7 separate regions of the Mus musculus genome follow, and regions 2, 3, 4, 5, 6 and 7 are each linked to region 1. The links are chromatin loops, found by intact Hi-C in ENCODE. Cell type or tissue: heart. All regions are shown on one strand. Region 1 has its middle 23 kb from the start of Gm33078. Region 2 overlaps 4933424L21Rik (RIKEN cDNA 4933424L21 gene). Region 3 has its middle 27 kb from the start of Galnt10. Region 4 has its middle 9.3 kb from the start of Gm51895. Region 5 holds the start of Gm33026 (a long non-coding RNA gene). Region 6 overlaps Galnt10 (polypeptide N-acetylgalactosaminyltransferase 10). Region 7 has its middle 44 kb from the start of Fam114a2.

Region 1 (4,000 bases):
TTCGGGAGGCAGAGGCAGGTGGTTTCTGAGTTCGAGGCCAGCCTGGTCTACAAAGTGAGTTCCAGGACAGCCAGGGCTATACAGAGAAACCCTGTCTCGAAAAACAAAACAAAAAACAAACAAACAAACAAAATCCACACAGCAAGAGGAAGTGTAAAATTGCCAAGCTGTTACATAGGAAGCCACTGCCACCTCACGAGGGTGTGGGCCCCCAGGGGTGCCCTGGAAGGCTTGAATTCTTTCACTCTCACCTTCTTCCACTCTCTCCCCTTCCACTCATCTCCTCCCCCAGCCCTCTGCTGGCGGGGAGCTTATCAGCAAGGAGTGGCCCCCTGCTAATCGCCTGAGCTCCAGGCCCAGGATTAACCTTGCAGACCTGGGGCCAGGGTCAGCAGCCCTGGCTACCAGTCAAGCCCCATGGTCTTAGCTGTAGAAGGGGGGCCAGGATGGGGGCTCAACTACAGACTGGAGCCAACGGGAGCCTCTCAGTCTCCACTTAGAGCCCTGCAGGGGCTTCCCCTGATCGGGGAATAGAATCCAGACCCTGCCTGCCCCAGGCCTCTCTGACAGGTCCTGCCACTCGGGTGACCCTCCCCCTCCCTCTTAACGTTCTCCCCTCCACTCTTGTTCTCTGACTTGGCTCCTCCTAAATCTAAGCCCTTCTTTCCAGGCCTTCTAAGATGTCCTATGCTGAATCTTCTTTAGCTTCACACACACACACACACACACACACACACACACACACACACACACACACACACACACACCCCTGCAGTCCCCTCCACTCCCTTCTGTCACAATCACCCTATTTCCCCTGTTAGGTTTAGCTTTCTTCTTCTTCTTCTTCTTCTTCTTCTTCTTCTTCTTCTTCTTCTTCTTCTTCTTCTTCTTCTTCTTCTTCTTCTTCTTCTCCTTCTCCTTCTTCTCCTTCTTCTCCTCCTCCTCCTCCTCTTTCTCCTTCTTTTCTTCTTCTTTGTCCTCTTCCTCCTCCTCCTCCTTTCTCTTCTTCCTCTTCCTCCTCTTCTTGTTTTTTGCTTTGTTTTGTTTTTCAAGACAGATTCCCTCTGTCTAGCCTTTGCTGTCTTGGAACTCGCTCTGTAGACCAGGCTGGTCTCAGACTCACAGAGATCCTCATGCTTCTGCCTCCCAAGTTCTGGGATTAAAGTCATCGCTCATCACCTGAACCCTGGTTGGCTTTTCTATCTGCCTTTACCACTTTACCATGAGCGGAGATCATTACACCCAAGGCTAGGGTGGAACTCAGGATGGGACTCCATGATGATCCGTGGAGTTCAAGGATGAGGGCAGTACAAGTGTCCAGTTAGCCTGGGTTCCAGGCTGGGCTCAGGGTACCAATAGGGAGAATACTGAGCCAGTACCCACTGGGAGAGAAGACGGGTATTCAGAGGAGCCAGGATGAGCCCCAAGGTTGTCCTGGAGGCCGAAGGGACTATTTAAGTGTCCCCTCTGGTAGAAGCTGAGGGCATGAGGAACAGAGGCAGAAAACTCTTCATTTCCTCAGATTCCAAACCCTGGCCTGTCTAACCCTGGTCTTTATCGCCACCTGCTGGCTGGGTGTGGAATGACACCAGGTCGGCCATCATCTGCGGGACTCCAGCCCGAGGTTCCTCCACAAGGTACAGGAAGCCACCAAAGTCTCGCTCAGCCCTGGAGTCTGCATCCTGCTGGGCTTTCAGGACATCCCCGGGCAGGAGACCCGTGCCATCCATCAAGAGGGACCTTGGCTAAGTCAGGCTGCTGCCACCGTGGAAAAGTGTCCTGCAGAGAGCGGGCTACACCCTGTTCCCAAATGTGAGTAGTCCGCCATGGGCCCAGGACTCTGTATTCCGAGTCAGGATGGGCTCGATGCTCAATCTCATCTTCCCCATGCCAGATGCCCTAGGAGCTCAGAAGGTGGAGACAGCTGTATCACACCCCCACACAGACGCACTCAGGTATGCACACTCCTGCACCTCTGAACCTAGATTGACATTTCCTTCTCTCTCTCTGTTTATTGTTTCTCCATCTTCCTGCGGCAACGCCTGGAGAAAGGACAAGGTCCCCTGAGCTACTACTGTTCTGGTTTGGGGTGAGGCTTTGTTTGTTTGTTGTGTTTGTTTGTTTATTTGTTTGGTGTGTGCATAATATGTGTGTGGACACATACCTCCCGGCACACATATGGACAGCTTGAAGGAGTTGATTCTCTCCTTGCATCATGTAGATCCCGGGAATCGAGCTCAGATCACCAACCAGGCTTGGCGGCAATCGCCCCTACCCACTGAGCTGTCTGGTGACCCCTCAATTACTGAACTGATAAACCTGGCAGCACTCAGCTCTCACCTGTGCTGGCTGGCACAGGTGCCTGCCTGCAGGCTCAGAGCTACCCTTTCTGCCACTCACAGCACTACATAACTGGGGGAACTGGGACACTGAGGTCAGCCATGCGCACTCAGGTGGGCGTGTTCCTCATGACAGCTTTCTCCAGATGCACGGGAGTACTCTAATAACTGTAAACTCACCTGCTTCCATCCCTTGCTGTGTTCCTTTTTTTTTTTTTTAGATTTATTTATTTATTTATTATATATAAGTACACTGTAGCTGTCTTCAGACACTCCAGAAGAGGGCGCCAGATCTCGTTACGGATGGTTGTGAGCCACCATGTGGTTGCTGGGATTTGAACTCAGGGTCTTCGGAAGAGCAGTCAGTGCTCTTAACTGCTGAGCCATCTCTCCAACCCCCTTGCTGTGTTCTATGGTCACTGTGAAGAGGTGCACAGAGACAACCAGGTGGATAAGCTAGCACTTGGATTTTAAGATTGCTGGTTGCTTGCTCGCTTGCAAGTTTGATTCCAGGTCTAACGCATCCCAGGCTGACCTCAAATTCACTCTGTTCAAAGATGATCTCTACCTTTTATTTTCTTACTGTTGTTGTCATCATCATTATTGTGAGGATCGAACCTTGAGCCTCACTCATAGGAGACGAGCGTATGTAGTCCTGGGGACAGGACCTAGAGTTTCCTGCATGCTTAGCAAACACCTTAACCCACTGAGCCACACCCCCAGCCCTCTGGAGCAAAAATTTGATTAATTTTTTTTTGACTGTGAGTTTCTTCTAACTAACACTCACCTTCCTTTCTGTACACTCTCGGGGTCCCCTCTCTGTTCACCCACAGTCCTCCTCAACTAGGCAGCCAGTTCAAATGGATGTCTACCTAAGATCCCACACTCTGCCACCCTCCACGGTGTGACTCCTAGCACAGTGTCTTGACCTCTCTGGGTCTCCCTCTTTGAAGTGTGTACTTCAAATAACAGTACTTAATGCCCCTGAGAAGACAGCAAGCAATAAGGGACTATGTGAGCCAGGCAATCTGGGACCTGAAAGTGCTCAGGGAAGGGACCAGAGAAATTCTCACCGTAAGTCTCCTCCATGAGCATTTTGAGGATGTTTGTACTGAACGTAAGAGAGCTGAGGGGCTATCAGGGACCCTGGTCTATCCTGGTTACCGTAAGCCACAGGTGAAGCACCGAGAGGGAAAGTTATTTGCTTAAAGCCACGCCCCCCGTCAGAGGGAAGACTGCTGGGAATTCAGTTCTTACCTACGTGTGATGGCGCATGCCTGTAAGCTCAAGGAAGTTGTAGTAGGATGGCCTCGAGTTCGAGTCCATCCAAGGCTGCATCTTGTGCTCAAGACTCATTGGTGATACGTAGCAAACCTCTGTTCCAAACAAACAGCAAGGTGGCTCAGTGGTTAGAGCCAAGAGATGGCTCAGCAGTTAAAATCACTGGCTGCTTTTCCAGGGGACTTGGGTTTGGTTCCCAGCACCCACATGGTAACTTACATCATCTGTAACTCTAGTTCCATGGGAGCTGATCCCCTCTGTGGCCTCCTTGGACACTAAGTACTCATGCGCTGCATAGACATACACACAAGCAAAATGCCCACACATGGAAGACCGATGGTGCTTTGAGAATGTTTTTCTGATCTAGAGAGTTTGAAGTA
Region 2 (4,000 bases), 310 kb before region 1:
AGCCAGCCTTGGTTCTCCTTGCCAGCCTGAGTTCTCAGCTGCAGGGTTTGCCCCAAGACTCATCTCTTATATGCCTATCAGCTGAGGAGGTCATGAAATTGCAGATTCATGGGCCAGCAAGGTGGCTCAGTGGATCAAGGCACTTGCCACCAAGGCTTATGAGCTGAGTTTACTCCTTGGGACCTACATGGTAGGAGAAACTGACTTCTATAAGTTGTCCTGTGGTCTCCACATGCATGCCATGGCATACACCTACACACACACACACACACACACACACACACACACACACACAAAATAAATTTAAATGTAAGGGTGCTGGGAACATGTTCACAAACACAGGCTGCCTGAGCTGTTAGACCAGAGTTGCACAGTCAGCTAGAAGAATGCCCAAAGGCAGGAGATTTACAGGGTAGAAATATCCAAAGGGAAGACCAAAGACCCAGAGGGACACCCCACACATTTGTCAAAAATCAAGCCAAGCATACAGCTGCTGGGGTAGAAGCTGTCACTTGACAAATACCCACCCATGGTGTCATAGCTATATAGACTCAGATGTGGGTCAGCAAGACAGCTTAGCCAGTAAAGGTGCTTGCTGTCTGGGTCTGACAACCTAAATTCCACCCCAGGAACACATAAGGGTGGAAGGTAAGAAGCAACTTCACCAGGTTTCCCTCCGACTTCAACTCTGTGGCATGTATGCTCCCACACACATCGTACGCACACTCATAAAAATTAAACTGTAAAATGAATAAACAATGAAGTCCCTGGCACGTGCTCTCTTTGTGTGCATGCTACGCTCACATCTACTCAAGAAGGAAACTGGGGCTCAGAGAGCTGATGTGACCTGCCCAAAGATGCTGTGGGGCAGTGCCTAGGGTGAACTGACTCTACCAACCCTCCCACTACTGTTGGATAACTCGCTGGGAGCCCCAGACCTCAGCCCCACAAGGTCTAGGCCTCTTTCTTAGGTTAAACGAGCCAAAGCAAGTTGCTGTCATTTGACAGAAATCATATCTTCTTCTGAAAGGAGAAAAGTCTCACATTGGGGCTGCTCCTGAGGACACCCACCCAGGTGTGCTGCCTACCACCTTTAAAGACGTGTTCACCCTGTGAAGAGCAGCAGAGACCAAGCAGTCGTGGTATCTAGCTTACTCCAGTAGTGAGATTCACCCAAAACTCTGTAGGGTCTGAGCGTCAGTGGAAACTGGGGCTCACAAGTCAGCATTTGAATTAAGAAGGGGAAGTTAAATTAAGGTAATACCTTGAACACAATACACGTACCGTCTTCCTATCTTGACAAACATGTTATGACTTACAAGGGTCAAGCTGAAATTTACTGTTAGCAGGATCTTCTCCATGAAACCTGACAAGGTGGTAGGTATGTCCTACCAGCCCTGGCTCCTAGCTTCTCTCTTCTCTCTCTCTCTCTCTCTCTCTCTCTCTCTCTCTCTCTCTCTCTCTCTCTCCCCCAACAGTGTCTCTGTGTAGCCTTGGCTGTCCTGGATGGAACTCACTCTATAGACCAGGTTGTCCTTGAACTTACAGAGCACTTTCTGCCTTCTGAGTGCTGGGAATAAACGTGTGCACCACCAGCTCCTGGGCCATCTTCTCTTTCATCCTCAACGCTGTCGCATACCTTGAAGATCCTTGGTGCACCAGTATGGTTTCAAGTCACACACTTGGCAGCCCCATTCACATTCCTGAAGTCAGCCACACAGCGGCCCCTGCAGGATGAGCGGAGTCATGTAATGAGTCCTTCTTGTCCAGCTTGCTCTGGCTTGGACCCTGTCTAACTATCCTGCTCCCCTCTATCCATCTACACCAGCAGCTACACCTGGGGGCCAAGGCAGGAGAGGGTCAGGATGCTGCAGATCCTCTGGTCACCTGTGTCAGCATTCAGCTAGGCCATCAGGTTCTGGTGAGGTGAGAAGCGTCACCTCTCACAGCCAGTGAAGCCGAAGGAAGGAAATGAAGACTTGGGCTGTTGCCCAGACTGCAAACAAGAGTGTGTGTATTCACAAGCGTGTGTGTGTGTGTGTGTGTGTGTGTGTGTGTGTGTGTGTTTGGGGGCGGTGTGGATATTAAATCACATTTGCTTCCCTTAACCCTTTATCTTTGGATTCTTAAGATTATGTTGTGAGCTGGGGAGGTAGAGGGCTTGCTAGACAAGCATGAAGACCTGAGTTTGGTCCCCTAGAATCGACGATAAGAAGCAGGGTGTGGTAGCACTGATGGCTGAGAGTAGGGGTAAGAGGGGAAGAATGTTGAGAGGTGTTGAGAGGTGAGAACAGTGTCCCCCAGAAGTCTCCACGAGTCACTAGAGATGCCAGTACTACACACTCAGAAGATGAGGTCAGCTGTGAGACTGGACTGGGGAGGCTAGAGATGGACGGCTTCACCTCCCCTGTCCTAGGTGTGAGAAGGTTCTGGAGTGTGCAGAGGCTGGGCCAGTTAGCTAATGGGTTCACCCTCTCCTTCACTCATTCTGGTGGATGCTGTGCTGGTTATGGGGGAGGCTGTAATGGGGAGACTCAGAGATGGTTTCCACCCTGTGGGAGTTCTAGTCTAAAAAGCCAGGCCCACCCACATAACACAAGCAATTATGCTGGCAGATGCAATATTACTACTGTGCCAAGTATAATAAAGGGACACTTAGTATATAAAGGGGTATGATCTGCCTTGGGGGCTCAGAAGGTCTGCCCTATGTCACCTGACCTGAAGTACAAAGGATGAATGAGAAATGAATGATCTAGAAGGGTTCTGGCGAGATGACTCAGCTGGTGAAGTGCCTGATGCATAAACATGAGGGCTTGCATTTGATCCTCAGAACCCCTGTTTTGTCTTGTTTGTTTGAAGATTTATTTATTTTTATGTGCATAGATGTTTTTGCTTGCATGTAGGTCTGTGAGAAGGTGACAGATTCTTTGGAATTCCAGACAGTTGTAAGCTGCCTTGTGCATACTGGGAATTGAACCTGGGGCCTCTGGAAGAGCTGCCAGTGCTCTTAACAGCTGAGCCATCTCTCCAGCCTCTGTTTGTTTTTTTAAAGCAGGATCTTGTGGCACATGGCTACAATCCTAGTACTGGAGAGGTGGAGAAAGCCTGGCCAATCGGTGAGCCCCAGGTCCCAGTGAGAGCTTTTGTTCAAACATCAAGCTGATGGGTCCAGAGGAACAACACATACAGTTGAGCTTTGGTCTTCGTGTGTGTGCACACACTTGCCTCTCACTTGCACCTTCTCAATGCACGCTAACACATACACACACACACACACACACACACACACACACACACACACACACACACGTATGTACAGAGTTTAAAATAAATATGAATGAAAAATACTCAAGAGGGGTGGCAGTTAAGCCACTGGAGGTTGACAGGCAGAGAGTCAGTACATACAGAGCTCCTAAATGCTGGGCCCTTCCCAGGAATGCGTGAGGTTTTCCAGCCTATGTAACCAGCTGAGCAATCCTAGTGCCTGATGGGGATACACTGCTGGTCAGAGCCCGTGTACTGTGAGGTCCTTGCAGGACCATGGAGAGATGACCGGTTGGGCCAGGCAGGTGCTGGAGGCCAGGGATCCTAACATCAAGGTGTTAAAGGCACACAGCTGTCTAGCTCCAAGGTGAACCACTTCCTGACAGCTGATCCGAAGGGCGTCTCCTTGAGTCTCCATTTCTTAGTGCCTTCCCGTTCTCAGGGGACAGTGCACCTCTGACACTGCAGACTGCATTTGCCATGTCTGCCTCCCGCCTAGGCCTTCCTCTGCATTAGTCCTAGCACAGAGATAATTTCTCAAGCAGGAGGCACGTGTCTGACACAGAAGCGGGCACTATGGTGGGCGGGGATGGATAACTAGAAATCCAGAGACAGCCTGTCCATCATTTGACTCACAGGTGATCTCACATAAGCAAATGACAGTTGCTTGTCGAGTTGGAACAAGAAAGGGAGGTTGGCGTGCGATGCTCATAGCTCCGGGGGTCCCCCCACGGTG
Region 3 (4,000 bases), 320 kb before region 1:
CAGGCCCAACACTTGTCTTCCCTCCTTTGCTTCTTCAGCTTCTACGATGTGTCTATCAACCATCGGTGTCCCCGGCTCTGTCTCGGCCTCCTAAATGTCCACCTGGAGCACCTCTGATTGCTCACCCTGCCTCTGCCTTCCCGTGGGCTCCTGTACCTGCCTGCCTGCTTTCTTGTTCTCTTCCCTGGGCATGCTACAGCATAGCGCCAAGGTTGAGGCTGGGCTCTAGATCTCTCCTGATTCCTGCTTGCCTCCATTTTAAGGATGCTTTTTATGGTGGCTTCAAGTACAGGAAGCTGCTGGAGGTGTTTGGGAGGCAACCTCCAAAGAGCACCTGCTCTCCCCAGCATTCCTCACTTTCCCCACCCCCCAATCCTACCACGCACTGTGGGGTGGGTCTTTTATTCCTTAGAACATTACAAAAACAGTGACTGAGACACTGAGTAAGGTTGGGGATATAGGGATGGGTCAGACAGCTCTGCTGGAGTTCAGGTATTCTATTCGGGAGAGGCAAACAGAAGCCTACAACTACTCAAATTTATGGTAAGCCACCCTCTGACAAATAGCCCCACTCCCACCCTGTGCTCTAATTATAATGTCTCCATGCACCTTCCATATAGTTTTCTATTTTAAAACATAATTACATTGTATTTATTATTTATCTTACACATACACATATATATAGTATGTGAATGTGTGTGTGTGTGTGTGTGTGTGTGTGTGTGTGTGTGTGTGTGTGTGTGTGCATGTGATTCATCCAAGCCATCCCATGTATGCGGAGGTCAAAGGACAACTTTTAGGAGTTGGTTTTCTCCCCCATGAGGTTTCCGGAGGTCAAATTGAGGTTGTTAGGGTTAATGGCAAGCACTGTTGCCTGTGAGTCATCTTGCCTGCCCTCACACATTTTATCCTATTTCACATATAAGGAAGCTGAAGAAAAGTGTGGATGCGCTACCTGCTCACAGGTACACAGCTTGTGAGAGTCAAGGCCAAGATCTGATCACTGTGTGGCTATTGGGAGAGCCGGGGAAGGACGGCATTCTTCCTGTTCATGAATAGATATTTTGTTGGTGGTGGTTTTGTTTTTTTAAGTCACAGATAAGTCTCACACATCCCAGGAAGTTTTTGATCTCTCAATGCTACCTAGGATAACCTTGAACTCCTACTCCTCCTGCCTCCACTTCCTAAACCCCAGGATTGCAGGCATGCACAATAATATTCAGTTTACTCTTGCTGGGGACAGAATCTAGAACCTCATGCCTGCCAGGCAAGCCCTCTACCAACGGAGCTATTTCTCCAGACTTCAGACTCTTACTCCCAATTTGACCTGAGAGTAAAACCAAACCGTCAGAAATGAACCGGTGGGGTTTTGGGGGGGGGGAACGACACAGGGGTAGGGAGATGAGGAAGCGGCTCCTCCAGCTAAGATGGCCGAGTGGGGGATTGAGTACCACAGGCTTCTAAAAGAAACACCTCCCCTACCCATCAAGGTGACTAAGGCAGGCTGGGCCGGGTGCTCACTCAGTCCCAGTGTGCAGTGAATGAAGTGTGTGGTCGGCAAACGACCAATGTGCTGCCTGAAATAAGTGACTCAATTATAAAGACAGCAGGTGGCGCCCCGTGTTTCCCACACCAGCCAGCAGGTTTAGGTTCCAAGTCCATATTCCCCAGTCCCACAGCCCTGAGGTTTCTGGTCAATCTGCATATTCACCTCGTTTCTCCACTGCTTCAGAAACTCCTGTTACTATTTTTTTTTCTTTCAGATCTTGCTGTTTCAATTAGTAGCTGGGTTTGATCTAGATGCTTTTCCTCATGTTAAATCCCTTTTGATAAAACAGTCCCCAGAGAACCGGTCTTTGAAACCTCTTTATGAGATCTGGAGTGCAGGAAAACGCCGAGGATAATTACCCACAAGCAGACACTTCTCAGAACCCATTTGCGGTCTTAACAGCGTCCTGTCCTGCCTGACCTGCCTTGTCAGTGATCCTCATGCAGGCTCCACCTCCCTGCTCCTTGTCCTGGACAGCTGCCTGGGGGAAGTCCTTCTCCCAGACACTTTTGTTGCGCTGGAAATTCTGCCTGGGGGGCCTTTGGCTATGAGATGACTCTTGGATGCTTCTAGAACACACGGTGGCTCTCGAGTTTCAGTGTCTCATTGGACCCCTTAGATTAGTGTGATCAGGACATGTGACTTCCACTCTATTGACACCTGCTCGGTTGCCACTAATGTCAATCAGAGAAGTATTTATCTCAGATGTCCATCATATGATACAAGTTGTCAACCACCCTGAGAAGAGCCTCTGGCGGGTGACCGCCATGTCTCCCTGGGCTTTCTGAGCAGGCATGCTCACACTTCCTCTGGTTTGCTGTAGTGTGTTGCTGTTGTCCTGATTCTTGTTTGGGGTAAGTGGGGGTGGACTGACACGGGGTCTCCTGTAGCCTAGATTATTTTTGTTGCCTTTGTTACCCTAGCCTTACTCATCTCCTAGACCCTTCATATCCACCCTCTGCCCTTGCAACCTCCCCCACAAAAGAAAACAACCCACAAAATAAAAATAAATAAAACAAAACATAACAGCCTCTCATCATGGAAGTTGTAGTGTGTCACAGTGTGCTCCACAGTAAACTCTTTCATCCACACTTCTTGCAAATGTTTAATGCAATGAGTCACTGGTCTGGTTCAAGGCTCTGGCTTCTGTTATACCATCAATACTGGATCCTCACCTGGTCTCCTTCCAGATATCATGTTGTTGTCCTGTGTCATAGAGATCCTGCAGTTTTGGGTCAGCAGAACCGGCCCTTTCATGTGCTCTAACAGCTCATAGGTAGATGTTTGGGTGGACCTACTCAGAGCCCTGGATATCTGGGCCTGGGTGGTAGCTGAATTGGTCAGCTCACCTGCTCTCCCAGACACACACCACCAGGGCCAGCTGTCCAGCACTGACCTGGCTAGATTAACCAATGCTGTAGCCGGCAAGGGGCAGGGTCAGCTCTCCTGCTCACCTGCATCCATGCCACCAGGGCCAGCTCTACAGTGCTGCCCAGGCCCGGTGGGTAAGGGGTCACTTATAGAAGCAGGAATGACTCAAAAGGAGCTATCTCTGAAATGCTCACCCAGACTCACAAAAGCTGGGACCCTGGAGCTCCTTGTACCACCAGGAAGCATCTCCCTGGGTCCAAGAACGTCCTTTCAGCAGCTTAGATGGTCAGAGTCTTCTTGTCTGGTGGCTGTCTACTGCTTCCCGTGACTCTGAGGAAGGGCTCGTGAATCTTAGCAGTTTCAGCTTTCCTAAACTTGTGAAGTTTGTTTACCTCCTAATCGTAGTAAGCCTCCTCCTCCTCTTCCTCCTCTTCCTCCTCTTCCTCCTCTTCTTCACCTTCCTCCTCTTCTTCCTCTTCCTTGGAGGGATGTTTCATTTTGGAGGAAACTGATCTCTAAAACTACTCAGCCTTTCTCCCTTTCTTTCCTTCAGATCTCCACTCTGTTCATGAGGATTGTCCTTCACTAACTACCAGCCTGTGTGACTCTAGAGTGTTGAAGTTTGGTCTGCTGCTATGTATTCTACTGCTAAATACTGCCCCCCCCCCAGGTCTGGTTGCCCCCCAAAGGACAAGGAAATCCTCAGGTATACTAAATGATGCTATGTAACCTTGCTCCTTAATATGAAACTATTGGTTAAATAAAGATGCCTACAGCCTAAAGCTGGGCAGAAGAGAGGTAGGCATTGTTTCGGTTCCTTGGGTAGGCTTGGGGTCTGAGGCAGGACCACAAGAAAAAGAGAGAGGAGAATTAAAATAGGAAGATGCTATCGGGTAAGGGATCATGAGAACTGGCCATGAGGGTTGGCCAGTCGGAGCAAGAGCAGCCCAGGCAGAACACAGCAAGTCATATTTGGGAGTTATTTATAGGGAAGAAGACAAATTAGACATAGAGGGTTGATATCTTCCCAGCTCTAGTGCTGATTAAGGCTAATTATATATATAAAAGTTTTGTGTCTGT
Region 4 (4,000 bases), 390 kb before region 1:
TCTACTCATTCCCCAGTATTGTAGAGACTCCTCCCAACAATGAGTAGAGCTTTCAGGTTCTTTCCTATTAGACAAAACTTTCCAATAACCTGTTTGTCTCCAGTTTCCCTCCTCCCACTCTGCCCCTTGCATCATCCCTGTGCTGAGATTTCTGCCACTGTGGTCCCCTGTGCTTCCATGCCACTGAACCCTGAGATCCTCCTCCATCTTGTTGATCAGCTTCTGACCGTTCTTCTGCCTTGCTATAGTTTTTCTCTTTGGTCCCTGAGGTAACTACTTCCTTCCTGTAGTGGCACTCCCCAGTAGCTGCCTCAGAAATATGGGGACTTTGTTTGTCTGTTTTCTTCCCTCCTAACTGACCTCATCTGGCTTTGAGTCATTTAACACCGACTGGCACCTAGGGCTTCCACATCCAGCCTGGTCACCTCCACTGAGTGAAGCCCAGGCAGCACCTCCAGTTGGGCCTCAAAAAAGACGTCTTAGTTGGGGCAAGGAGGCAGAGGCAGGGGCAGGCAGATCTGTGTGAGTTCAAGCTAGCCTGGTCTACAAAGTGAGTTCCAAAACAGCTGAGCTACACAGCTTATCTCAAAAAGCAAAAGCAAACCAACAAATATCTCAAGCATAATGTGTTTAAAATCAAACTCCTGGCCCTTCCAACCTCCCCTCTTCTGGAATGGGAAAAGCAACCTTGGAGTAAAGACAACCATTCCGAACTCTGCTTCCCGTGTACAGCCAACCCAGCCTCAGATCTGCTGCAAGCGTCTGTTTCAGCCTCAAGTTAGAGCCAGAACCCACAGCCTTTGTCTCCTCACTGCTGCCACCGAGCCACCTTTGTCCTGTCTGACAGCCATGCCTTCTGGCTCAGCTCCCTGCTTCTTCTCATGACCCCATGACCTCTCCACCTAGAAACCAACATGACATAACTGCCTATGCATTCGAACCCCTTGGTAAGCTGTAGAAACTGCAGAGTCCAGACCACATCTCAGACCAATCAAAAGCTGGCATGGGTGTGTCTGCCTCTGAAAGTCAAATCGAATCATTCTCCTGCCTAGAAACTTTAGCTGGTTTCTTGTCTTTGAATAAAAGCCAAAGTCCTGGTACACCCCCACCCCCCTTTAGCTAGCAGTTCCCACACTTCAGCTCTGCCCCACTGGTGCATGCCTGACTCTCTCAGTCTGCACAGGACTTGATCATTTGTGTTCTATCCAGCCTCCTGGGGTCACTAATTTTCCAGGTCTGGGCACCATGGCAAGGGCCTACTTTCCTGGCACAGCCTGCCTACCACCTCTCAGAATGCATCTTCTTTTACTCTCCATGGGCTTGGTTAATGCCAGATACACTAACATTCTTCATCCTAATCAAGCTAGACACTCACATTTTCTTTTTGCTGTTCCTTCTGCCTCAAGATCCCCACCTGCCACCTCTAAAGCCACCATATCATATGAGGCTTCTCCAATAGCTTATGTAAAATCACCGCCCTCCAGCCTGTCCAGAGGCTTGGTGGTAAGAGTGCTTGCTGTTGCAAGCATAGGACCTACGTTAGGATCCTTAGCATCTACTTAGAAAACTAGGCTTGGTCTGGCTCAAACACAAAATCCCAGTGCTGAAGGAAGTGTAGACAGGCTTGCTCAGGCTTGATGGCTTGGGTTAGCTTCAGCTCCAGGTTCAGGGAAAGACTGTGCCTCAGGGGAATAGGGCAGAGAGTGACAGAATACACGGACAGGCAATCAGGCACAAACGCACGAATGCACGGCACACGAGTGAACACACACACACACATTGCTCCCCTCCTTCCCTCTGTATCCCTCACTTCCACTTTACCTTTTCCATAGATCCCATCATCCATCATGTGTTGACACATATGTGTATTTGGTTTTTCAGCCCCACCCGTTCTAAAGCATAAACTTAATGAACACAAGGACATCTGTTCTCACTGCTGTTTCCACAGCATGTCAAACCACATCTGGTCCACAGCAAATCTCAACAGCTATAAATGGACTAATGGAAACCCAGATCAGACTTACTGTAGTTCCAGGGGCAGCCAGCAGAGGCCGCTGTGGTGCCACTGATAGGACCAGGGGCACATGCTCTTAATAATCAGCCAGCTGCTCCCGTTCCTGGGTGGGAAACAGCCACCAATCAGGCCCAGCTGGGGTATGGATGCATGTTTATTATTATCTCCAAGATCTGGTTGGGGGCAGCTCCGGGAGATCAGCTGCAAGCCATATTCGGTAAGCTTTCTGCAAGGAAGGCATCAGGGTGAGGACAGTTTAACAAAGCCACAACGCATGGACAGACAACAGCTCCCGGGGAGAAAAGGGGAGGGGGAAAGAGTGAATTCGGCCAGACTCAGGAGGCCCAGTCCGGGGTTGCAATTAGAGTGAACATGTGGAGTTGACATCCAGAAACTAGATTCCCAAGAATTACGGAGAGCACAGGCAGGCACGAAGCCTGGCTCAAAGGTGCCCCCGGATGTCCTCGGCTCTTTCCCTGTGCTTTAGCCCTCACACGCACAAGCACTTTCAGACATACGCGGCTCCAGTTCTCCTTAGAAGCTCACCTACGATTGTTCTTTATGACAACATATTATACAAAAATTCTGGGCTTAAGAATTTTAAAACAAGCAGACAAACTTTCGACCCACTTTTGGATGTGTGACTCAAGATTTTACTTGAAAAATGTGGTTGGCACACCTGTGTCTCTTCATTTGGGATACTTGATAACGTTCTGTGAGCCACCCAAGTGTCCAGATAACAGGAGGTGACTTATTAGCTCTCACTTTGCACTTGAAAGCCAGAAGAGATCTTATCAGAGCCATTTTCTTGGCTTTGGAATTCAGGGGAGCCACCGGTTCATTTGCATACAATTTGCATGCCTCTTAAGCATATTAGCTAAACATTCCGGAAACCCTCACCATGGGCTCAGAAACCCACTACAAACTTAATTTCATTTAATCCACCTGAAAATCAATGAGGGGAGGCCTGTTCTACTCTCCCACTATCTCAAATGATACTCACTAGTTTTGAGTAACCTGCTGCCCAAGCCAGGCTAAGCGAGGAGTCTGAGGCCCCCTAAGAGGATGGGAGAATCCTCTGCAGAACAGGCCATAGAGGGAGCCAGAAGGGCAGTGAAAAGCCACCTGGCTTTACAACACGTTTGTCCTCTGCCAGCTGCTGATTTTCCTGCCACAAAATGATTTCAGTGTTTCCCTTGAAAGTTTGGGAGGACTGAAGCACTTAAGCCTGGTGGGACTCATTAAACAGGAGTTTGCCCTGGGCTGGAGAGATGGCTCAGAGGTTAAGAGCACTTGCTGCTCTTGCTGAGGACAGTGATTGGTTCCCAGGACCTACATTGGGCTTATTATAGCCACCCACACCCATTCCAGGGGATCTCATGCCCTCTTCTGGCCTCTGTGGACATTGCACACATGGTACACATAAGCGTACGTATAAAATAGTAAGACAAAGAGCCCTGTAGTTTATCCTGAGACCTTGTTAAAAGGTAAGAGTCCCAAAGCTCTGAGAGGCAAGCACTTTGGCCTCACCTCTCAATGTGTCCCCTCAGGCTTTACAGCCATACCACAGACCATTCTCTAAATAAAAACATCCTCGTGCTATGATTGGTCTGAGGCCTTGGATTTCCCCAGCTTGCTCGTGGTGAAGTTGGAGCCATGCTCCCCACAGCTGTGGGATCCTGAGACAGTCATTGTTTAGCCACTGTCCCCTCCTACTAGCTCACCTTTTCTACTCCCACTCTGAGATTTGAACGGAGAAATAAGGCTAGGAAAGGCTAAAAGCTGCCCTAGTCATCAAGAGAATTAAAGTGGAGAGAAGGGTGAATGAGAAAGGGGGGGGGGGGAGACTGGGGCTGCCCACTCTCCAATCAAGAGCCTCTTAGCGCTAAGCTACCCACTTGGGCACAGCAGTAGTACACAGTACAGTGACAGTGTAGATGGCTTTTGGTATGCCAGCTGCAAAATGCCTTAGTGAGCATTTAATTT
Region 5 (4,000 bases), 66 kb before region 1:
TCAGCCTTCCCGTATTTCCCAGCCCTGCCCGGAAGCCCTTGATGGGACCCTGGCTCTTCACTGCTGGTGCTGCCTATTCAGGCCAAGGGAGTCTACTTCCCACAGGCTTCAAAGGCATTCCCCTAGGGAGGGGAGAAAGAGAGGACTTGCAGGGGTCAGTTCTCTGGGAGGCATTGCACAGCAGCCCAGCCTCACGGAGGCTCTGAAGGTAGGTTTGTTTCCTGCATCAGTGATGGACCAAAAAGAGTTTGGATCTTTTGCTTGAGAACGCAGAGGTCTTGGTGAATGGGAGTATTTGACAAGCAGAGTGGATGAAGTAAGGATGCAGGGTGAAGACGGCGGGCGGGCAGAAGGCATCATGGGAAGATACTAAGACCACAGGCTGCAAATTTGGCCACCATGGCAAGCCTCGCTTTGGTTTACAAATCTGGAACGTAAGGATACCTACTCCACTGACCAGTGCTGATACCTACTCCACAGACCAAGCATGCAAAGAGGGCATCCAGTTCCAAATGAGGCTCGTGAGCAGCACAATTTTCATCTCATTGTAATTTCACTATGAAGGAGATGCAATAAACGCATTCACAAATTTTATTTACTTACAAGACCATCAAAATGGCTAGGTGGGTAACGATGCTTGCTGCTGAGCATGGAGAGCCAAGTTCCATCCCCTGAACTTACAGGGTAGACAGAGAGAACTGACTCCTGCAAGCTCTCTCAGGAACCCCACCCACCCCTGCAATACGCGTGTACGCTAAATAGATTTACTATTTTAACATGTGTGAATGCTTTGCTCACATGGGTGTCTGCATACATGCATACCTGGTGCACTCAGAGGTCAGAAGAGGGCACCGATTCCCTGGGACAGGAGTCCAGACAGCTGTGAGCCGTGTGGGAGCTGGGAGTTGACCCTGGATCCTCTGCAAGAGCAGCCAGTGCTGTTAACTGCTGAGGCATCTCTGCACTGCCCCCCCAATACTAAACAAACAAATGAATAAATAAACAAACAAACAAATAAATAATATAAACACATATTTACTTAAATTTTGAGACAGAGCCATTTTTGTTGTGGTTCATAATTCCCCAGCCCCATTCCCACCCCAGGTACTACACCCGCAGATATTGTCACTACCATACCTTAAAATGAGTAGCCCCCACTTGCAGTTGTGGCACCTAAGCCTTGGACATTAGAAGCAAGTGCACTACTCTGAGCTATCTGTGCCTTACTTATTTTTAATGTTACACATTTTTGAAATGTTGAAACTATCTTAAAATGTCAGGTAGCTTGGAAGGGCATTAGTGACTCTCCTGCCGTCATTTGGACCTGAGCTGATGGGATGTGCCCTCTCACTGATCAGCTTGCTCCTGCCTCCTTAAACTGAGGTCAGTCTCCTGCAGACCCTAAACCATCACTTATTAGAAGATAACTCCTGTGCATGCCCAGTATGGAGACCCACTGTGGTCCCTTCAGTTGGAGACCAATACTCAGACTTCCCCTGACCTTTCTCTTGACCTTTTAAAGGTGTGTGTGTGTGTGTGTGTGTGTGATATATGTGTGTAACATAGGTGTGCATGAGCCTCGTGAGGATGGAATAAGGACCTGATCCAGGCTGTTAGGCAAGGGCTCCGCTACCAAGCTACGCCTCATTTTCTATCTGCCTGTGTATTCTTGTGCATCTGTGTGACACACGTACAAGTGTGCATGCACACCGTTAAGTTTTTGAGTGTTCTTAGCTGCTGAGCCATCTTTCCAGCTCCTGTTTGTTTGTTTTTTGAGACAGGGCCTCACTGTGTTGCCCTGGCTGGCCTGGAACTCATATAGTCCAGTCTGGTCTCAAACTCACAGAGATCCCTTGTCTCTGACTTTGCCTCAAAGGTGTGTGTCACCCCACCTGGCTTTTGTCCTCATTTTTTAAAGGAAAAGAAATGGAGCGAGTAAAAAATGGTAAAGGGAGTGTGTAACCGAAGGCTTAGGAACTATGGGGTGGGCCCCTCTTCTGGGGACATGGTTGCTGGGACCCCAGTGTCCTCTAGGTGGCACCCAATTCCCTGGGGAGGGTGATGAACAGTTCCTCAGGCTAAGGGGAGCTTCTGAGGGTCTAAGCCCTTCCTGTCTGATATTTTAGGAAACAAGCCTCTATCTCTCACTGTTCTGAGGGGAACGGCATTCGTTCATCCATCCATTCATTCATTCACTCACTCACTCACTCACTCACGCACTCACATACACATTCACCAGTTGTTTTCCCATACTCAGCCTGCTCTCCGCAGCACTCCTGTCCTTTGTAGGTCAGAGCACAAAGGGCTGGGGGAAAGAGACACAGAGCTCAGGAGGCCTGGATTCATTTCACATCCTGTGTCTGCTCTTCTCTTGCTGTGAGCCTCTGAGGCCTGCAGCTTAAAAAGAGAGAGAAAGGTCACCCTGACCAGATCCAATCTCTCTACCTCTCAGCACCACGGGGCCCCTCCCAGAACCATCCAGGACGGCCTCACAGGAAGGTGAGAATGGAGGTCAGGTGGCCTGGGGCATCTTCGTGAGGTGGGGGCAACCCCTCAGAGGATGGGGGGGGGGGGAGGAATGTCTCCAGGTCCTTAAGGCTTATTTCAGGTTCTTCCTCGTAAGACAGAAACTGTTGACACTTTCTTATGGAGAGATGGCAGCCAACACTGTGATTATACTCCATCTCCACTGTTCTCCAAAGAGCCATGATAAAAGGGAAACCTTCAGAGACTCAAGGCCTGCGCCCTGGCAACCTACCTGAGGCGCTCCTGGGGGGTAGGAGGACACACAGGTGGCCATCACAGATGTGTCCTGGGTCTCCTATTCCTAATTCTTTAGTCACCGACATCTCGTCATGCTGCTTGGACTCCTTTGTCTGCGACCCATGACACTCATTTCCCACCCTCCTGAGGGGGACCAAAGTTGGGGACAGAAGCCTTGGCCAGCAGCAGAAATGAGTTGCAGAAGGGAAGGGACCAGGCAGCTGTGGATCCAGGCTGGGTGACACAAAGCAGACTTCTCGCCTGGGAGTCTCCTCCTCTTCCATTTATTCAGGGTCAGTGAAACAACCTTGTTTTCAGGCCTCGATAAAAGTGGGAAGCAGTGGAGCTCAAGGGCCGTCCAGTCCGGGTGATGGTTCAGAGTGCAAACCATTCCTTCCTCATCTCTGTGTGGAGAGATGCTTTTAGGGTGGAGAGATGTGTTTCCCCTCCTCATGAAAGTAATCCCTCTGCCTCCTTCCCAGTCACCTCCTAATTAGTCTAATCTTCTGCCATCCTGTTTGTAAGGAAGACAAACACTGGGAAAACTGGGCAGGGCATGGCCTGCTGAGCTGCCAGCCCAGTACACATCACTAGCTTTCTGCGTGAGCTCGGGGATCCCACTTCCATGGGTACCAGGGATGGCCAGGCTTCCTCTGCCCCATCTCTGAGATTCTGGCTTTTCCTTAGGAGGCACTGCCCTGGAACCACCAAACCTACCAAGAGCAGAGGTCAAGAGAGAACACAGCCAGCCAGGGGGGTAGGGGGCAGAGAGGCCTACAGTAAGGCAAAAAGATGTCCTTGTAGAAATCTGGAGGCAGCGTTCAAAGCTAAGGCTGAGCTGAGTGCCGGTACATATGGCCCTGCTCTACTGTGGTCTGGTGATATCACTGGAGATGCTAGGGTAAGAGCCTGGCCTGCGGCAGACTTAACCAGCCAGGTTCCACCACCACCTGTCTGCAATAGACCATTTAAAGAGATAGGATTACAATGAAAAGCAGAGAAAGGAGATTTATTCAATGTGGCTATGGGAAGAAGTCTGTCTTCAAGGTCCTGGTGAAGTTTAGGTTTACATAAGAGGGGGAGAGGCAAACATAGCTAAGTAGTCCTGGTCAAGAACTTTGGTCAAGGGTGTGGCCTCACCCATCACAGACTGCCTGTTGTCTTGGCTCTAGTTTCTCCTGTAAAGTGACCTGACAGTTGTGTGAAATCTTTTTGTGAAACGAGTTCCCCTCTGGTT
Region 6 (4,000 bases), 150 kb before region 1:
CCTTTAGCCCCATGTCTCAAACATGAACTCACCCTCCAAGGAGCTGGTCACTTGCCAGTGAAGTAACTGAGACATGGTCCTGAGGCCAGAGCTCTGCCTTAGAGATGCTGGGATCGGGGTCATCGGGTCCCCAGGCTCGTCGGGTTGGTGCTGTAGAACCACCTCCACGTAGCCCCTGTGCTGTCACAGCTCACTTGTGGATTTCTAGTGCCCTTTTCCATATGAGCACTCTGTCTGACAAGTGGCCGGCTGGGAAGGAGTCAAAAAGGGGAGTGGGTGGGTGTCCAGAATCCAGCAGGGATGCGTGTTGCAGCCAAGGGGAGTTGAGTCCTCAGAGAGCAATGCGGCCTTGTTTCAATAAAAACCGTGCCTTTTACAAAGAGAAAATGCAGCCGAGCAGCTGATTCCCTAAACTTGAACCACTTACTAGTGCCTTGCTAGACAGACAGACAGACAGACAGGGGAGCGTGGAGAAGGGACACTTATTCGGGTCCTATGAGCCCAATGAGTGTCTTTACGTCTGACTTCAAGCAGAAAGTGCAGAGCAGAACCTGAGACCCAGAGGCCCCCACAGCAGGGACAACTGCCTATTTGTGCGGCCCTCCCTGAGACAGGACAGCTCTAGAGACCTGACAAGCCCAGAAGTGCTCTGCCTGAACCTCACTATCAGGGGCGAGCTGAGCAGCTGGGTTTCCAGCGGATGCCGAGCAGGTGGTTAGGGTGGTTAAGGCAGATGCTGCCGCAAGCCATCCCTAGCCTCACTCGCTCCCTTGCTCGCCCGATTCATTCCATCCTCATCTGGTTCCGTCCCCTTCTCCAGCAGTCACTTCCTCTGAGCGCACCTCAGCATTTGTGACTGCTGAACTCTGACCTTAGAGCCTAAGACTTGAGGAGGTGTGTCACAGGAAGAACCAGGTTGGCTTGGTGGCTGGCTGCAGATACTTAATCCCCACCTTGTTTGGGCTTCAGGTGTGGAAATCCTTGTCCTGAAGAGTCAGGTTTCTACTCTGCTGATGGGCCTGTGCCACAGCCCACGCAGCAGGCCGGGCGGCTGGCCTCTTCCTCCAAAGCTTTATTCAGAGGCTAAGACTACAAAAACAAGATGTGGTTAGAAAGGCGGCCTCCCCTCCGCCCCGGAGATTCCAGAAACATTTTGGAATGCAGTGTCCTTGCCATGAGGCCATTGTGTGGCAGGCAGGCTGTCTTACCCTGCCCTGCCAACTAGAGCTTCTGGCTTTAAAAGCAGCCAGCAATGATAGATCTTGCGTTGCGGCAGTGAGCTGCTCTGATGGGCGGCCTAGTGGATCTCCAAAGTCAGCATCATGACTCCCCTTCAGTCCTTCCTGTCACGCTCCTCCCTGCGTGGACCCCTCGCTTCAGCAGTCCCTACTTCTCACAGAGGAGACTGTCTGCATCCAGTGCTCAGGGCAGCCTGTTTGTCTAAAGTCAGGCAGTGTGAAAGGAACAAAGAGTGCAATTCCACCCTGAATTCATCAGCACTTGCCGCTGAGGCTTTCTCCGGCAAATCCTACTCATATTTTGGTTCAAGGTTTTGATGCTGAGCCAGGGCCCTGCTGCCACCATTAGGTGAGAGTGGTAGCTACATCCCAGGTTTCAAGATCTTAACGCGGTCCACTCAGCTCTGACAGGGAGTCCAGGGGCTGCAGGCAGGGAAGCTGGGCACTGAGACAGGGTTCTGGGGGCGGGGGAGGGGCGGATCCCAAGACCACCCACCTCTCCTGGAAGAGAGAGCCTTGTAAGGAATGACTTATCCTGTTCAGTTGTGACTGTGGTTGTTCAATAAACCTCCAGACTTTCTCTAAAGCAGTGTCTGGCATGTCCCTTGTCACCTGCCTTTCTGTCCATGTCCTCAGAAGACTGAGTGCCTGCCCAGCGTCCAGATGTCCTGCAGGGTACTGAATGGAATCGAGGTGCTGCCATTTCTACAGGGGAAGGCAGGCCAGAACAAGGGTGACTGCAGTTACAAAGGGCTGAGAAGGAGAGCTAAGCTGGCTGTCTTAGAAACTGGGGTGAAACCATCGTGAAACTGTCAAGAAATGCTCCTCAGGGCTGACAGACCAAGCCAAGAAGAGGGCAGAGAGCAGCCCCTGCAAAGGCCACGAGACAGAAAGGGGCTCAGGTCTGGAGGAACACAGGGGTGAACTCGGCATTCAGCCTTCTAGACTAGACCAGAAAGAGTTCCAGAGGGCAAACAGAGCTCACGCATTAGCCACAAATAACCTGTTTGCCAAAGTGTTTCTGGGCTGTTTAGCATCTGTAGAACCATGATTAAAACATCTACAGTGAGATCTTGTGCAACTCCTACCCTCTTTAGGCCTTCGTTCACAGTGAAATGAGCAGTGCTTGAAGGTTTGGTCCCTGAAGAACCCTGAGCAGAAACTGTTCCTCGTGTTGTCAGGTAGCAACCACCAGAGGGCGCTATGGACCATAGCTTGGAGAAGGTCATGTACCAGGAAAGCAGGTGAAAGAAATAGATTGACAGTATTCTTAAAGGTACACACTCAGAGATGTCTCAGCAGTTAAGAGCATCTGCTGCTCTTACAGAAGACTCAGGTTTGGTTCCCAGCACCCACATCACAACCATCCTTAACTCCAGTTAGAAGGGATCAGATACACTGATGTCTGTCACCTCCTCCAGAACCAAGCCTGCACGCATGGTGCCCATGCATATACACGGGCAAAAGCATGCCCTAGAATAAAATAAATCCTGTTTTTAAAAAAGGCTTTTTAAAGGGCTGGTGAGATGGCTCAGAGGTTTAAAGCACCTGTTGTTCTTGCAGAAGAGCACATGGTGGCTCCCAGCGGTTTTTAAGTCCAGTCCCAGGAGATCCAGTGCCCTCTTCTGACCTCCATAGGTACCAGGCTGGTACATGGAGTACAGACATGAGGCAAAACACTCACATTAATAAAATACTTTTTAAAGAAAGTTGTCTTTTTTAAACTTTCTTTACCCAGAGAATTATGACCCGATGGTGAATGAACAAGAAAAGCTTCCAGTGCCTACTGTATGCAGATGCTCAGATAGAAGTTGAAAGATGGCGGGTGTAAGCAAGATCCAGAGTGAATGGCTTACAGGATCTGCACCCCCACGAGACCCTTATTTGCCCTCACATGGTCCAATTCCCAGGCTTTGCCAACACGCATAGAGATGCTAGATTATTCATTTGCTTGCTTGTTAAAACTGAATATATGCGGGAGGGGGGGTGGTGCACACCTTTAGTCCCAGCACTTGGGAGGCAGAGGCAGGCAGATCTCTGAGTTCAAGGCCAGCCTGGTCTACAAAGTGAGTTCCAGGACAGCCAGGGCTATACAGAGAAACCCTGTCTCGAACCCTCCCCCCATCAAAAAAAAAAAAAAAAAAAAAAGAATGGCCCCATAGACTCTTACGGTGGAGTTGGGGGTGGGAGGGTTAAAGGCCCTGAAGGGGATAGGACAACAGAATCAATTAACCTGGACCCTTGGGAGCTCTCAGTCTGAGCCAACAAAAGAGCCTATGCAGGCTGGACCAAAGCACCCCCACCCCCACCCCGGAACATATGTAGCTCAGTCTCTATGTGGGTCCCCAACAGGGCCACCTGGTCTAGCCTCAAGGAGAGAGAACACACCTAATCCTACAGAGACTTGATTGGGGGCAGGGGGTGGGCTGGAAATGTTGTTATGGTCCAGCATCTGTCTGCCTCCCTCTTCTCTCTCTCTCTCTCTCTCTCCTCCCCCCACTTCCCCTCTCTCTCCCTCCCTTCCTCCCCTTGTGGATCAAGATTGTAATTCAGTGGGCCAGGGAGTGGTGGCGCATGCCTTTAATCCCAGCATTTAGGAGGCAGAGGCAGGCAGATCTCTGAGTTTGAGGCCAGCCTGGTCTACAGAGTGAGTTCCAGGACAGCCAGGGCTATACGGAGAAGCCCTGTCTCGAAAAATATTATAACTCAGTTCCTTCTCCAGCACCACAGCTGCCCTCTGCCATGATAATAGACTAAGCCTC
Region 7 (4,000 bases), 460 kb before region 1:
AACAGCTTTGGCAGCTGAGAACCCTGGGAACGGACTCGCATCAATCAGCAAAGGCCTCCAAGTAGCTACAGCGTGAGCTGCGTGTGGGCAGGTCCTTCGCTTCAAGGAGACCAAACCAGCTACTGGGAGCTTGGCAGCTCTGTGCATGGTTTGTGGAGGATAGAGTCTTCAATGGGTCCTGGAGGGTACCCAGGGTGACAGCCAGTCTGTTGTGCAGAACACGGCAGCAGTATTTGTCACAGCTTGCAACACGCACTTTCCCTGAAGAACTAGGAGCTTCCTCCCCAAAGCCGCCACCAAGCCAAGTGACTTGGAGAGAGAGAGAAAAAAAAAACTGTCGTGCAATTGCTGGAAATGTTTAGGGGGTCTCAGAGACAACAATGCAGGAGGGGCAGGTGAACTGTGGAAACGGATACTCAGTGCTAAGGTAGAGGATCCATCCTCTCTCTCTCTCTCTCTCTCTCTCTCTCTCTCTCTCTCTCTCTCTCTCTCTCCACCTCCCACGGCTAGCATGTCTTCTTGAACAGCCATTCTGACTGGGTTAAGATGGACTCTCAACGGTAGTTTTGAATTGCATTTCTCCAGTGGATAAAAATACTAAACATTATTTTCATGTCTTTGTTTTACTTCTGATCTTATTGTTTTGTATCATTTTTGAGGCTGAGGCTCCTGCAACCCAGGCTGGACTTAAACTGGATATGTAGCGGGGGATGACCTTGAACTCTTGATCCTCCTGCCTCTACCTCCACCTCACCCATGCCCACAGATTTGAAGAGTCTTCCTCTATTCACTTCAAAGTTTCAGCCCTTTCGTTAAGGTGGGCCACTTTGAGCTGACCTTGGCTGAGCATGACACAGGTCCAGTTCAGTCTTCTACGCGAGCATGTCCAGAGGCCATCTTTCCTCCAGTGTATGTTTTCGTACCTGTGGTGGGGAGGGTTCTTCTGCTGGTCGACAGGCCGTGCTTCGTGCCAGTTCCGGCTGTTTTGTTGCTGTAAGTGTCACCTAGCTTAAGATTCGCGTCATCTCTCCAGCATTGCTCTTAGCTCAATGTCGTTTTGGCTGTGCAGGGTGTTTGTGCTTCCCCTGTGGGTTTTAGCATTGTGCTTTCTAGTTCTGTGAACAATGTCATTGGACTTTGGATGGGGTCTGCATTGAACCTGTTCATCTCTTTTGGTAATATGCCCACCTTCACAATGTTAATCCTGCCAGTCCCTGAACATGGGAAGTGCTTCCATCCGCTCGCCACAGTCCTTTCTTCTCACTTCTCTGTGAATTGCCTTCCAGCTCTCCATGTGTCTCCCTGCTCTGGGGCTCCATAAGCTCTTGCGCTAACCAGACAGCAGTTAGCTCCTAGGGTCCTGACTGATGGACATTGAATGCTCACTAACTCCCAGAGCACTTTACACCCAACCACCCCTTCATCATCCTTGGCCATCTCACAGAACTGATTGGCTGGGGGAACCTGAGGCTCCGAGAGGCTGAAAGGGAAGGGGGCCAGAGCTGCAGGCAAATACAGGGGATCTCCTCCCTTCTCCCTCCACGGTCCATCCCGCCAGGAATGCTCTGGCTTGGAGAGGAGGCTGAACACCCCAAGTCAGACTGAAGCCAGGAACAGGAGGAGGCGGTTGCCATGGCAACAAGTGGATAGAGCACTGTGCTTATTGCTTCAGCTCTCCTGACTTCAGGGGAAAAGGAAAAGAAGGATCAGCCAGGACAGGAAGTCTGGAGACGGAGGAGGCAGCCTGTGCACTAAGGATCTGGTGTTGGAAAACTAGGACCTGAGTGTGTGAGCTGGAGCAAGTCCTGCTTTTGCATGAGCCTCTGTGACTGTGGTGGTTTGAATGCTTGGCCCAGGGGGGGATGGCACTATTAGGAGGCGTGGCCTTGTTGGAGGAAGTGTGTCACTATAGGTGGGCTTTGAGGTCTCCCAGTGCTCAAGCTCTGCTGGTACAGAAGAGAGCCTCCTCCTAGCTGCCTATAGAAGAGAGCTTCCTCCTGACTGCCTGCAGTAGAGTATCCTCTTGGATGCCTTCAGATCAAGATGTAGAATTCTTGGCACCTCCAGTTCCAAGTCTGCCTGGATGATGTCATGCTTTCCACCATGATGATAATGGACTAAACCTCTGAAACTGTTAAGCCAGCCCCAATTAAATGTTGTCCTTTATAAAAGTTGCCTTGGTCATGGTGTCTCTCCACAGCAATAAAACTCTAACAAAAACAGCGACCATCAGAAATATCAGGCCCTAGGGTCTCCAGTACCTGACAATCCTAACACGTGGGAATTCTCTATCATGAATCAAGATCCAGAGGGCTGAAAACACCACCAGTGTGACCCAGAGGTGACAGCAACTCACTGGACTCTCAGGATAACTGTGATGTGCACAGCCTTCTCCCAGCCTCCCCAGTAGACCGAAATGTCCTAGAAGCCTCAGTCTTCCGCAATATAACAGAGGACGTTATGCGTGTGCATTATGGCAAAAAGGTACAGTGACCAAAACTGGCCAGCAGATGGAGCCAAGCACTCTGGAATCCAGAGCAGATTTCTAGTTTGGGTTTTGGTGGGAATTTTTATAGTTCGTTTTGTTTTACTTGGTTGGTTGGTTGGTTGGTTGGTTGGTTGGTTGGTTGGTTGGTTGGTTGGTTGGTTGTTGGTAAGGGACGCATACATGCCTGGGCATTTGTGTGGCAGTCAGAGGACAACTTTCAGGAGTTGTTGTGTGTTTTTTTTTTCCTCCCACCATTGTAGATCCCACAGATTAAACTCAGGCTTAGCATCAAGTACCTTTCACTGCTGCCTTACCCCACTGGCTCCTGTTTCCTGTTTTGATTCCCAAAGCTATGGAATCAGAAACCAAGACACGAAGGTAAGAGGTATGTTTGAGGTTTCCCACCTGCGAGCTGTCTAAGCCAGACATAAGATGCTAAGACCAGCCATTATCTTCCTCCCCCCCCCCCCCCCCGTCTTAGTCAGGGTTTCTATTCCTGCACAGACATCATGACCAAGAAGCAGTTGGGGAGGAAAGGGTTTATTTGGCTTACACTTCCATACTGCTGTTCATCACCAAAGGAAGCCAGGACTGGAACTCAAGCAGGTCAGAGAGCAGGAGCTGGTGCAGAGGCCATAGAGGGATGTTCTTTACTGGCTTGCTTCCCCAGGCTTGCTCAGCCTGCTCTCTTATAGAACCAAGATTACCAGCCCAGAGATGGTCCCACCCGCAAGGGGACCTCCCTCCTTGATCACTAATTGAGAAAATGCCTTACAGCTGGATCTCATGGAGGCATTTCCCCAACTGAAGCTCCTTTCTCTGTGATAACGCCAGCCTGTGTCAAGTTGACACAAAACTAGCCAGTACACCCCCCTACTTTTCTCTGTCCAGCCAGCAGGACTCTGGTCAGGCAGAATAAATTCCAAGACACCCTGATCTAATTCTAGCTTGCTTGTAATAGGATGATGGGGAACAAGGAAGGCAGTCCTCAGTCAGAGGAATCGGGTTCACAGAGCACCTGGGGTTGCCTAGACACATAGCACACGTCAAAAATGAACAGTAAAGTCGATCACAGAGGCTTTTTTTAAAATATTTTTTATTACGTATTTTCCTCAATTACATTTCCAATGCTCTCCCAAAAGTCCCCCATACCCTCCCCCCCCCCACTCCCCTACCCACCCATTCCCATTTTTTGGCCCTGGCGTTCCCCTGTACTGGGGCATATAAAGTTTGTGTGTCCAATGGGCCTCTCTTTCCAGTGATGGCCGACTAGGCCATCTTTTGATACATATGCAGCTAGAGTCAAGAGCTCCGGGGTACTGGTTAGTTCAGAATGTTGTTCAATAATAGCCAGAAGCTGGAAAGAACCCAGATGCCCCTCAACAGAGGAATGGATACAGAAAATGTGGTACCTTTACACAATGGAGTACTACTCAGCTATTTAAAAGAATGAATTTATGAAATTCCTAGGCAAATGGATGGACCACAGAGGCTTAACTAGCGTGTGGACTG

What was found. Peaks named below come from ENCODE experiments on the same cell type or tissue, not always from the same donor. Only the 100,000 strongest peaks of a DNase experiment are listed, where the experiment ranks them.
Region 2: a loop joins it to region 1, with 2.0 times the contacts of the local background. A loop is called at or near these places in 7 of 42 quality-filtered maps.
Region 3: a loop joins it to region 1, with 11 times the contacts of the local background. A loop is called at or near these places in 7 of 42 quality-filtered maps.
Region 4: it touches region 1 in a loop (14-fold over the local background); 16 of 42 quality-filtered maps call a loop at or near these places.
Region 5: it touches region 1 in a loop (2.9-fold over the local background); 11 of 42 quality-filtered maps call a loop at or near these places.
Region 6: a loop joins it to region 1, with 12 times the contacts of the local background. A loop is called at or near these places in 15 of 42 quality-filtered maps.
Region 7: a loop joins it to region 1, with 20 times the contacts of the local background. A loop is called at or near these places in 12 of 42 quality-filtered maps.

What each region holds. Positions count from the first base shown.
Region 1 is chr11:57,932,902-57,936,901 of GRCm38, forward strand. No RefSeq gene overlaps it. Among named protein-coding and RNA genes, the nearest start is that of Gm33078, 23 kb to the left of the region's middle. In heart, CTCF peaks have their summits at 1,564 (motif pointing left) and 2,581 (motif pointing right); a DNase peak (open chromatin) is centred at 1,650; H3K4me3 peaks cover 618 bases; H3K27ac peaks cover 1,071 bases.
Region 2 is chr11:57,625,562-57,629,561 of GRCm38, forward strand. 4933424L21Rik (RIKEN cDNA 4933424L21 gene) reads right to left here. Exons shown (of 4, transcript NR_153850.1): 3 at 1,547-1,727. Among named protein-coding and RNA genes, the nearest start is that of Galnt10, 18 kb to the right of the region's middle. In heart, a CTCF peak has its summit at 1,730; no DNase peak of the experiment used is centred here.
Region 3 is chr11:57,616,151-57,620,150 of GRCm38, forward strand. No RefSeq gene overlaps it. Among named protein-coding and RNA genes, the nearest start is that of Galnt10, 27 kb to the right of the region's middle. In heart, a CTCF peak has its summit at 1,617 (motif pointing right); no DNase peak of the experiment used is centred here; H3K27me3 peaks cover 506 bases.
Region 4 is chr11:57,547,048-57,551,047 of GRCm38, forward strand. No RefSeq gene overlaps it. Among named protein-coding and RNA genes, the nearest start is that of Gm51895, 9.3 kb to the right of the region's middle. In heart, CTCF peaks have their summits at 2,036 (motif pointing right) and 3,410 (motif pointing left); a DNase peak (open chromatin) is centred at 2,074; H3K4me3 peaks cover 448 bases.
Region 5 is chr11:57,866,910-57,870,909 of GRCm38, forward strand. Gm33026 (a long non-coding RNA gene) reads right to left here and starts at 2,411. Exons shown (of 6, transcript XR_879887.3): 1 at 2,254-2,411; 2 at 823-920. In heart, a CTCF peak has its summit at 2,023 (motif pointing right); no DNase peak of the experiment used is centred here; H3K4me3 peaks cover 262 bases; H3K27ac peaks cover 2,821 bases; H3K27me3 peaks cover 415 bases.
Region 6 is chr11:57,785,678-57,789,677 of GRCm38, forward strand. It overlaps Galnt10 (polypeptide N-acetylgalactosaminyltransferase 10), which reads left to right. Exons shown (of 12, transcript NM_134189.2): 12 at 1-1,824. Among named protein-coding and RNA genes, the nearest start is that of 2010001A14Rik, 14 kb to the right of the region's middle. In heart, CTCF peaks have their summits at 1,579 and 2,427 (motif pointing right); no DNase peak of the experiment used is centred here; H3K27ac peaks cover 387 bases.
Region 7 is chr11:57,472,838-57,476,837 of GRCm38, forward strand. No RefSeq gene overlaps it. Among named protein-coding and RNA genes, the nearest start is that of Fam114a2, 44 kb to the right of the region's middle. In heart, a CTCF peak has its summit at 2,484 (motif pointing right); no DNase peak of the experiment used is centred here.